3 separate regions of the Homo sapiens genome follow, and regions 2 and 3 are each linked to region 1. The links are chromatin contacts, found by Hi-C or POLR2A ChIA-PET in ENCODE. All regions are on one chromosome and are shown on one strand. Each heading gives the region's core, a stretch centred on a gene start or an enhancer-like site at or near the end of the contact. The rest is flanking DNA. Distances are from core to core; before and after follow the strand shown. Region 1 holds the start of EDC3 (enhancer of mRNA decapping 3). Region 2 holds the start of CPLX3 (complexin 3). Region 3 has its middle 29 kb from the start of ARID3B.

Region 1 (2,700 bases), core at 7-2,506:
GCATACTGTATGATTCCAACTATATGGGATTCTGGAAAAGGCAAAACTATGGAGACAGTAAAAGGAGCAGTGGTTGCCAGTGGTTAGGGGACTGAGAAGGATAAATAGGCAGAGGACAGAGGATTTTCAGGGCAGTGAAACTATCGTGTATGATACCATAATGGTGGATACATGTCATTACATATATGTCAAAACCCACAGAATGTGCAACACCGAGAGTAAACTCTAATGTAAACTATGGACTCTGGGTGATAATGATGTGTCAAAGTTGGGTAATCAATTGTTACCAAATGTACCACTGTAGCACAAGATGTCCATGAGGGGACAAGTTGTGTATGTGCCTGTGTGTACAGGGGATATATGGGAACTCTGTACTTTCTGTTCAGTTTTGCCCTGAACCAAAAACTGCTCTATAAGTGTTCATTAATAACAGTAATTTTAAAAGACAAGGACCCCTTCTGACCTAGGGAATCTCTGGTGATGGAGGGGGAAGGGTGAAGCAGTCCCCTAGAAAGTGTAGATTTTACAAAGTTCTTCAACTGATTTTGTAGAGCTAGGTTTGGAACTGCTACCCTACTCTATGCTATTCGCCCAAGTAGTGGTTCCCAAACCAGGTGTCAGGCTTCAAGGCTGTGCAATATTCCTCATTACACGGTCTTGGCCCTAAACGCATGCTTTCCCGTCTCCCCACAAATCAAGACTCTAAAATGCCAGGGGTAGAAGAGCGGCACTTTCCTGTGTACTGAGTATGGGGGAAGGGAGAGCAGTCAAGCACGGACTGGCTGATTTTAACCCCCAAAAGGGCTGAAGCTGATACGCTTTGAAGATCGACCACGGCAGGAATATCTTGTTTTCTTTAATCCATCAGGGGGTTGTCGCACTTATTAAGTCCCACAGCTGCAGTTTAGCACGGAGGGGCTGTCACGTCACCAGGCCTCCCTGAAAGTCCTCCGCTCCAGCTCTGCGATTGGCGCTGGGGTAACAGGAGGGGAAGCGGGTGCTTTTCATCGAGCCTGCAAGAGGGGGGCCCAGGCATCGAGGCTGGGGAGTCGTGGGTAGAGCCCCGATTCCAGCCAAGACGCCACAGGACATAAGTAAGCGTGGAGGGCAAAATGACTACCCAAGCGCAATTCTGTAAGGCCGAAGGGACGTTCTTCCAACCTCTTAAATTTCCCGGGTGCCACGCCCCTCAATTGACGGCCCTGGATTCCAAGGTGTCGCGCCGGAAGTGACCTCACGGTGGTGGCGTGGAGACGTGGGGGCGCTTCCGGCAGCGGCGGCGGTGGTGAAGGCCGATGCTGTGGGGGTGGGCGTGGAGAGAATTCTTCTGTGGGTCCTCTGGTGTTGAGTGGTCGGCTTGGTGTGGTGTGCGGAGGAGCTCCAGGCCCGTCGGCGCGGAGGTGGGAGCGAAGGGAGGCTACTGGTTTGTGGACGGTCGTGGGAGGGGGCTGCCGGGGTTGCTTTAGGCTTCAGAGTTCCAGGCCTCGTAGACCTTTATAGAGGCAGGCAGGCAGGCAAGAGCTGGGGGCTTCATCGGATGAGCAGGGGACCACGTACTACGGGCGGCCCCAGGAGTTTGGTTTGAGGTGGAAGGCTGAGGACTGCAGGATTCTAAATAGTATGGGGATTGTGTGGGGAGTGAGGCATTAGCTGCTTGGGCCCTTAGTCCAGCCTTGTTGGTGGCTGCTGCAGTTCTTTGGCTCACTCACTCTGTTCTTCGTGCCTCAGTTTCCCTTTGCATAATGAGATACGGTGGCAGAGAAGAACGCCAGTGCCACATCCATGACTGATAGCTTGAGGACGGAGATGAACTGGAGGGTAGAAAAAGAGGATGCCTGAGAAATTTATACCTACCAGGTCACATCTTCGAATCCCAGGAAGTTATCCCTGGATTCATTTCTGCCTTTGATGCAAGTCTGTGGTTCTTTTCAGTACACTTTGTGTGATATTGATTGTATGTATCAATACTTGACTTGCTGAGTGGTTAAAGTGTTTTGGTTTGTGGGAGGCATAGTCCTTGTTGGCTTGGTCAGTTAATTTTCAGTTAATCTCCCAATAGCAATTGCTTCGCCTAACTCTTCAATTGGGAGATTAGTTGAAAATCAACTGACCAAGCCAACAGTCTTCTCCTGTGGTTACAGGTGAGGAACTCGCGACCCAGAATGGTTTTTCTTCTCTTCCTTCGCCACAGACCAAACCGATTTCAGTCTGCTGTCTCAAATACAGGTCTTCACCCCACCAAAACAGAAATGGCTGTCTCCAAGCAGTTTAGTATTTCAACTGGACACCCAGATGGATCCTAATCTTTTTTTTTTTTTTTAATGAATGGCAGATTACGTGTACTGAGCACAAAATCCTCTTAGCTAGTTTCTCTGTATGATGTAAAAACATGACATTTTGTTTATTACCAATTTCTTGGTAGAGCCTCCTTGGCATAGGGCTGTGGGGCTAGAAAAGTGTCTCAAAATTTTTTACCTGTGACCCACAGTTAGATATATTATACATCATGACTTATTGTGCCCCTGCACACTCAGTGTGTACACACACACACACACCAATGAAAAGTTTACTTACCCTTTCTACAGAAGATGCACTCTAAAAAAATATTGGTTGCAACTCACTAAATTGAGTCTGACCCCTAATAGGTCATGACGTATAGTTTGAAAAATATTAAGGCCGGGCACTGTGGCTCACGCCAGT
Region 2 (2,700 bases), core at 201-2,700, 130 kb before region 1:
CCGCTCTGCCTTCCTCTGTGTGAACTGTGCATCCCGCTCCATCCTGCAGGGTCACCGGAGGCAGAGTCACCACGAGGGCTGAGAGAAGGGGGTTGAGGTCTTCGAGGGAGGGACAGAAGGGGTCTCTGAGTCCTAGCAGCTGCTGCATTGGTCCCTGTGTGTAGCAAAAGCGCTCCAACCCGGACATCCAGGTTTCTGCTGCCTCTGCCCATCACAGTGCCCTTTGTCGTCTCTGCCACTGGATGGAACTAGGGAACCAGGGTGGCAGTCTGTCTGGCTCTCTCTGCAGATCCTAATTATTTGTCCCTCATGGCCTCCAACTTGGTCTGCTGTTCCCTCACTGACAAGCTATGTCATGTGGGGAAAAGTATTCAGGCCAAACTTGGGTTCACATCCCAGCTCCACTACCATTTTAGGTATATCCTTAGGTAAGTCACTTACCTTCCTCTTCTGTAAAATGGGGATAAAATTTTGCAACTCACAAAACTGTTATCAGGATTGAGCGAAATAATAGCTATCATTTATGAGACTTTATCATGTGCCAGGTGCTGTGCTAAACAGTTTACATGCATTGGCATTTAATCTTCATAAATATACAAGGCATGTATTATGATTACCATCCCCACTTTCCAGAAAAGGAAACAGAGGCACAGAAAGGTTAAGTAACTTGCCTAAAGTTATCCAGCTAATAGGCAAAGCCAGGCTCTGAACCCAAGTAGCCTAGCAGCAGAGTCCAGCCCCAAACTCTGTCCCAGCACTGCGGGCACACAAGTGCTCAATGTTTGTGAGTGCCCCCATCTCAGGGTCTGTCTCCGCGACTCTGAGCGGCTGCACCACTTTTTTCAGAGCCTCAAGTTCAGAGGAGCCCCAGTTGGAAGACATAGGCGGCTGGGACCAGATCGGATTAAGGGATTATCGTTTCGTCAGAAACGCACGTGCACCCCCTTCCTCGTCCCAGGCTCCGGTCGGTCCCTCGTCCGGTCGCCCCTCCCCCCACTCCCCCTTGGCCGGAGCATGATGCTGGAGCGGGGTTTTGGGTGTCAGATAGGATGGGTCTGGGGGCAGTGTAGAGGACACCTCCCGGTCTCTTACCGTGTCTAGGAAAGTAGGGGAGAAGGGATTGGGACCTGAGGCTGGCCCGGGGATGGACTGAGCAGCTGTGGGGGTGGGGAGGGGAGGTCGTTGGAGCCAGGAAGGGATCCCACTCACTTCTCTTCCACGAGTTGCTTCTGATACTCCTCGTACTCCTCCCGGCTCATGCCCTGAGCTTCGGCTGCCGACTTGTCCCCATCTCCCTTATCCTCGCCGCCTCCCAGGCTCCCAGTGAGGTTCTTCAGCTGGCCGCCCACCATGGTCTTCACCATGAACGCCATGGTCTTCGCCGGCCGGGGCACCGGGCGCCTGCTACCACGCGCCAGGCACCGGGCACGTCCGCGCCTACTTCAGCACTAGGTTTCGCGGACAGCTCCCGCCGCGGGCCCGCGCCCCACGCTTGGCACCGCCCGCCGCCCGCCCCCGCCCGGGCCCGCCCCCACCTCCCCAAACCCCTCCTCACTGGGGGCGGGGGGCAGCACGGGGCTGAGAAGGCTGGACCACGTGCCCGCTCCCCACTCCCGCCTCCCCCACGTGCCTCCTTCAACGCCGAGCTCCGCTGGGCACTGCTGACAGAGGATTAGGGCCTGCGGTGGTGGGGTCGCTCTCCCGGGAGAGGGGTTGAGCTCATACACTCCCGGAACCCTGTTCCATAGCCTCTTCCAACTTTCTCCTCTCCTGGGCCACTAATAACTAGGATTTCAGCTGGGAGATCCAGGTAGCAGCAAGGGGTAAAAACCCAGCCTTGGGTGCCCCCCATTCTCCCCACCCACCCAAGTCACTGAACCCAGCAGCTGCCCAGAGAGCTTGACGCTGGAAAAGGGAGGGAGACCTGAGGGCGCGAGCGGGAATCCCAGTTATGGTTCCACGAGTTGGCCTCTCAGGGTTGCTCTGTCACGCGCCTCCCCTGCTGCCCCTGGAGCAGCTAGGAGTGGGGAGGGAGAGAGCTGCTCAGTGATGCTGGCTGAGCTGGGCCAGGAGGGACACTGGGAGACACTGCTCTCTGTTATGGGTGAGTTTGAGGACAGAATTATATACAGTCATGGCTCTCTTTCCCTCCATAGTCGAGGGTTCAAAGCCCGTGGGGTATCCGGTCTTTTGGAGGTTAAGCCAGGCCTTGGCCTCCTTGCCTGCTTGGAGCGCACTCCCAGCCAGGTACTCAGAAGGGGTGGAAGCCTTCACAGAGATTAGGGTGAGGCTGGAAAGAAGACCAGCATATCACAGCATGGGGAGAGGGAAATCACCTTTAACGAGGTGGGAGCATGCCGAAAGCTCAGGTGTGCGTGGGAGCTGGGCACCCAGACGGAGAGGATACTGACCAAGCCCCCACCCAAGACACTGCCTGCTTCCCAGTGATGCAAAGCAGGCTCTGAGGTGGGTCAGGCAGGCATGCTGGCAGGGAGAGGCTGCCTCCTCAGAATCCCCAGGGCCCTGGGGGTGTGTGGTGCAGGACCCAGAGGAAGGCTGCCTGTGGACAGACACTCCTGAAGGCTCTTGTTCAGCTCCTGCCTGCTGCCAGAGAGAAGGTTACAGGTTACTTGCGTCTCTCCTTTATGGGCTTTTGAAAAACCAGGACTCTCATGCTTGCCTTGCTACACTCACTGCACC
Region 3 (2,700 bases), core at 201-2,700, 180 kb after region 1:
CCTACCTCAGCCTCCCAAGTACCTGGAATTACAAGCACGTACCACCACATCCAGCTCATTTTTGTATTTTTAGTAGAGATGGAGTTTTACCATGTTGGCCAGGATGGTCTCGATCTCCTGACCTCGTGATCCACCTGCCTCGGCCTCCCAAAGTGCTGGGATTACAGGCGTCAGCCAGCGCGCCCGGCATGAAAATTGGTTTTCTATAATCTTCTTTTGCAAATCCTGTATTGGTGGACTTGCCCGTAACTTTGAAGTGTGACCTTATTGTTTTGGTGTCTCGGCCAAACTTGAGACGAGTGAGGTTCCTTTAAATATCCTATGTATGACATAACTCTGGAAGTACACATAAGGAACAGGAAATATTGGTTACCTTTGGTGGGGAATTTATTGGCTCAGGGCAGCAATGAGAGTGAGAATTTTTCACATATATACTTTTTTGAACCATTTTAATTTAAAACCATATGGTATATAATATCAATTCAAAAATTTAAATTAAAGAAATGTACCTCCTAAATATATTATAGTCATACAATGGAACACTTGGCAAATCTTAAAAAGAATGAGCTATATATCCCGATGTACAAAAATCTCAAAGAAACTGGTGTGGTAGTGTGTACCTATAGTCCCAGCTACTTGGGAGGCTGAGACTGGAGGATTGCTTGAACCCAGGAGTTTGAGTCCAGCCTGGGCAAGATAGCAAGACCCCCACCTCCACCCCACAATTACCTCTAAGGAAAAAAATAATAAAAAGAAAAATCTCAAATATCTTAAACTTGATTCTCATTTCTTAACCACAGAAAAGGCCTTTTTTTTTTTTTTGAGACAGAGTTTTGCTCTTATCACCCAGGCTGGAGTGCAATGGTGTAATCTCGGCTCACTGCAACCACTGCCTCCCAGGTTCAAGCGATTCTCCTACCTCAGCCACCTGAGTAGCTGGGATTACAAGCGCCTGCCACCATGCCTGGCTAATTTTTATATTTTTTGTAGAGACGGGGTTTCACCATGTTGGCCAGGCTGATCTCGAACTCCTGACCTCAAATGATCTGCCCGCCTCGGCTTCCCAAAGTGCTGGGATTACAGGCGTGAGCCACCGCGCCCGGCCAGAAAAGGCTTGTATTTCTCGTACATGGGCATGTATAGTGCAAGATGGACAACTTTTCAGGGCAGCTGTTTCTGCATCTGGTGACTCAGGGATCCAGGCTGTTTCCATTTTGTGGCTTCACCATCTAAATGCGTGGCTTTCACAATTGCTGCAGCAGGGGAAGAGAGAGCTGGAGAGACATAAAATGGCACTAAATGCTTTGGCCCAAGAGTGCCCAATATCATTTCTGTTCATAGCCCTTGAGCCAGAACTAGTCTCATGGTCTCAGCCTCACCGCAAAGCAGGACAGGAAATGTTGTCATCCTTTATGCCCAGAAAAAAGGAAATGAAATGAGGTTCAGTATCATATGGCATCGTGTCTACCACAAAGACACAAACAAGTAACAGGAGGAAGGGTCCTGAGGATCTAATATCAGGAGATTTACTTTTCACTATACTATTCACTCTATTTCTCTTTTTTTATACAACAAAAAGTGAGTATGTATACATACTTGTTCACTGTATTGTTTTGAATTTTTTAACCATTGGCTTGTGTATACTTTTTCAATGAAAGACTTTGTAATTTTTGCAATGGATGCTAAGATTAGTGGGTAAAAGTTTTATGAGGAACAGGATATAGTCTCAAAATATCTCCCCACAAGATACTTATTGGCCAGGCATGGTGGTTCATGCCTATAATCCCAGAGTTTTGGGAGGCTGAGGCCAAGTTGGGAGGATTACTTGAGGCCAGGAGTTGGAGATCAGCCAGGGTAACATAGCAAGACCTGTCTCTACAAAAATAAAATATTAGCCAGGCCTGGTGGCGTGCCTGTAGTCCTTGTTACTCAGGAGGATGAGGTGGGAGGATCACTGGAGCCCGGAAATTTGAGGCTGCAGTGAGTTATGATTGCGCCACTGCACTTCAGCCTGGGCAACAGAGTGAGACCCTGTCTCTAAAAAAAGAAAAAAAAAAGATACTTATTAACTAAAAATCGACAAAGAATAACTTTAAAGTGGAAAACTGGCAGACACCACCTTGACCTAAAAATAAAAATTAACATCACCAGTAGTCAGTAATGTGCCTCCTGATTTAATAAACCAAGAACACAGCATCAGTTTTAGAATATTCCTGCCAAAAATGTATAGCCTGAATCTAATCATGAGGGGAAAAAACAGATAAACCTAAAACAAGAACCTCATACAAAATATCTGGCCTGTATTCTTCAAGTGACAAAGGATCGTGGGAGGCAAAGTCAGACTGAGGAATTATTCCAGATTAAAAGAAACTAAAGAGATTTCTCAACTAAGTGCAGTGTGTGATCCTGGATTGGATCCTGAGCCAGAAAAATAATTTTTCTTTCTTGTTTTTGAGACAGAGTCTCGCTCTGTCGCCCAGGCTGGAGTGTAGTGATGCTATCTCGGCTCACTGCAACCTCCGCCTCCTGGGTTCAAGTGATTCTCCTGCCTCAGCCTCCTGAGTAGCTGGGACTACAGGTGCGCACCACCACGCCTGGCTAAGTTTTGTATTTTTAGTAGAGCCAGGGTTTCACCATGTTGGCCAGGCTGGTCTCGAACTCTTGACCTCAGATGATCTGTCCACCTCGGCTTCCCAAAGT

Evidence for each region. Hi-C counts contacts between places; a loop is a spot of excess contacts on that map. ChIA-PET counts read pairs that join two places held with the same protein, here RNA polymerase II (POLR2A). Pooled maps may share reads with other maps.
Region 2: a loop to region 1 is called in a pooled map, with 3 times the contacts of the local background. The contact joins the promoter of CPLX3 here to the promoter of EDC3 in region 1. A Hi-C loop is called at or near these places in 3 of 50 pooled maps. POLR2A ChIA-PET finds 5 or more read pairs at or near these places in 3 of 52 experiments (T-cell, activated T-cell and activated naive CD8-positive, alpha-beta T cell).
Region 3: a pooled map shows a loop between it and region 1 (2.5-fold over the local background). The contact joins the enhancer-like site here to the promoter of EDC3 in region 1. A Hi-C loop is called at or near these places in 1 of 50 pooled maps. POLR2A ChIA-PET finds 5 or more read pairs at or near these places in 5 of 52 experiments (H1, HCT116, WTC11 and 2 more).

Annotation. Positions count from the first base shown.
Region 1 is chr15:74,694,580-74,697,279 of GRCh38, reverse strand. EDC3 (enhancer of mRNA decapping 3) reads left to right here and starts at 1,256. Exons shown (of 7, transcript NM_025083.5): 1 at 1,256-1,400. RefSeq lists an enhancer at 1,207-1,296.
Region 2 is chr15:74,825,377-74,828,076 of GRCh38, reverse strand. CPLX3 (complexin 3) reads right to left here and starts at 1,450. Exons shown (of 3, transcript NM_001030005.3): 1 at 1,210-1,450; 2 at 1-43. The coding sequence starts at 1,373. LMAN1L (lectin, mannose binding 1 like) reads right to left here. Exons shown (of 14, transcript NM_021819.3): 14 at 2,323-2,601. The coding sequence ends at 2,472. RefSeq lists a silencer at 1,261-1,468.
Region 3 is chr15:74,510,966-74,513,665 of GRCh38, reverse strand. No RefSeq gene overlaps it. Among named protein-coding and RNA genes, the nearest start is that of ARID3B, 29 kb to the left of the region's middle. RefSeq lists enhancers at 1,088-1,147, 1,458-1,507. Within about 2 kb of position 1,450, at least 9 of the 41 ENCODE cell types and tissues checked have a DNase peak (open chromatin) inside an H3K27ac peak, as active enhancers do.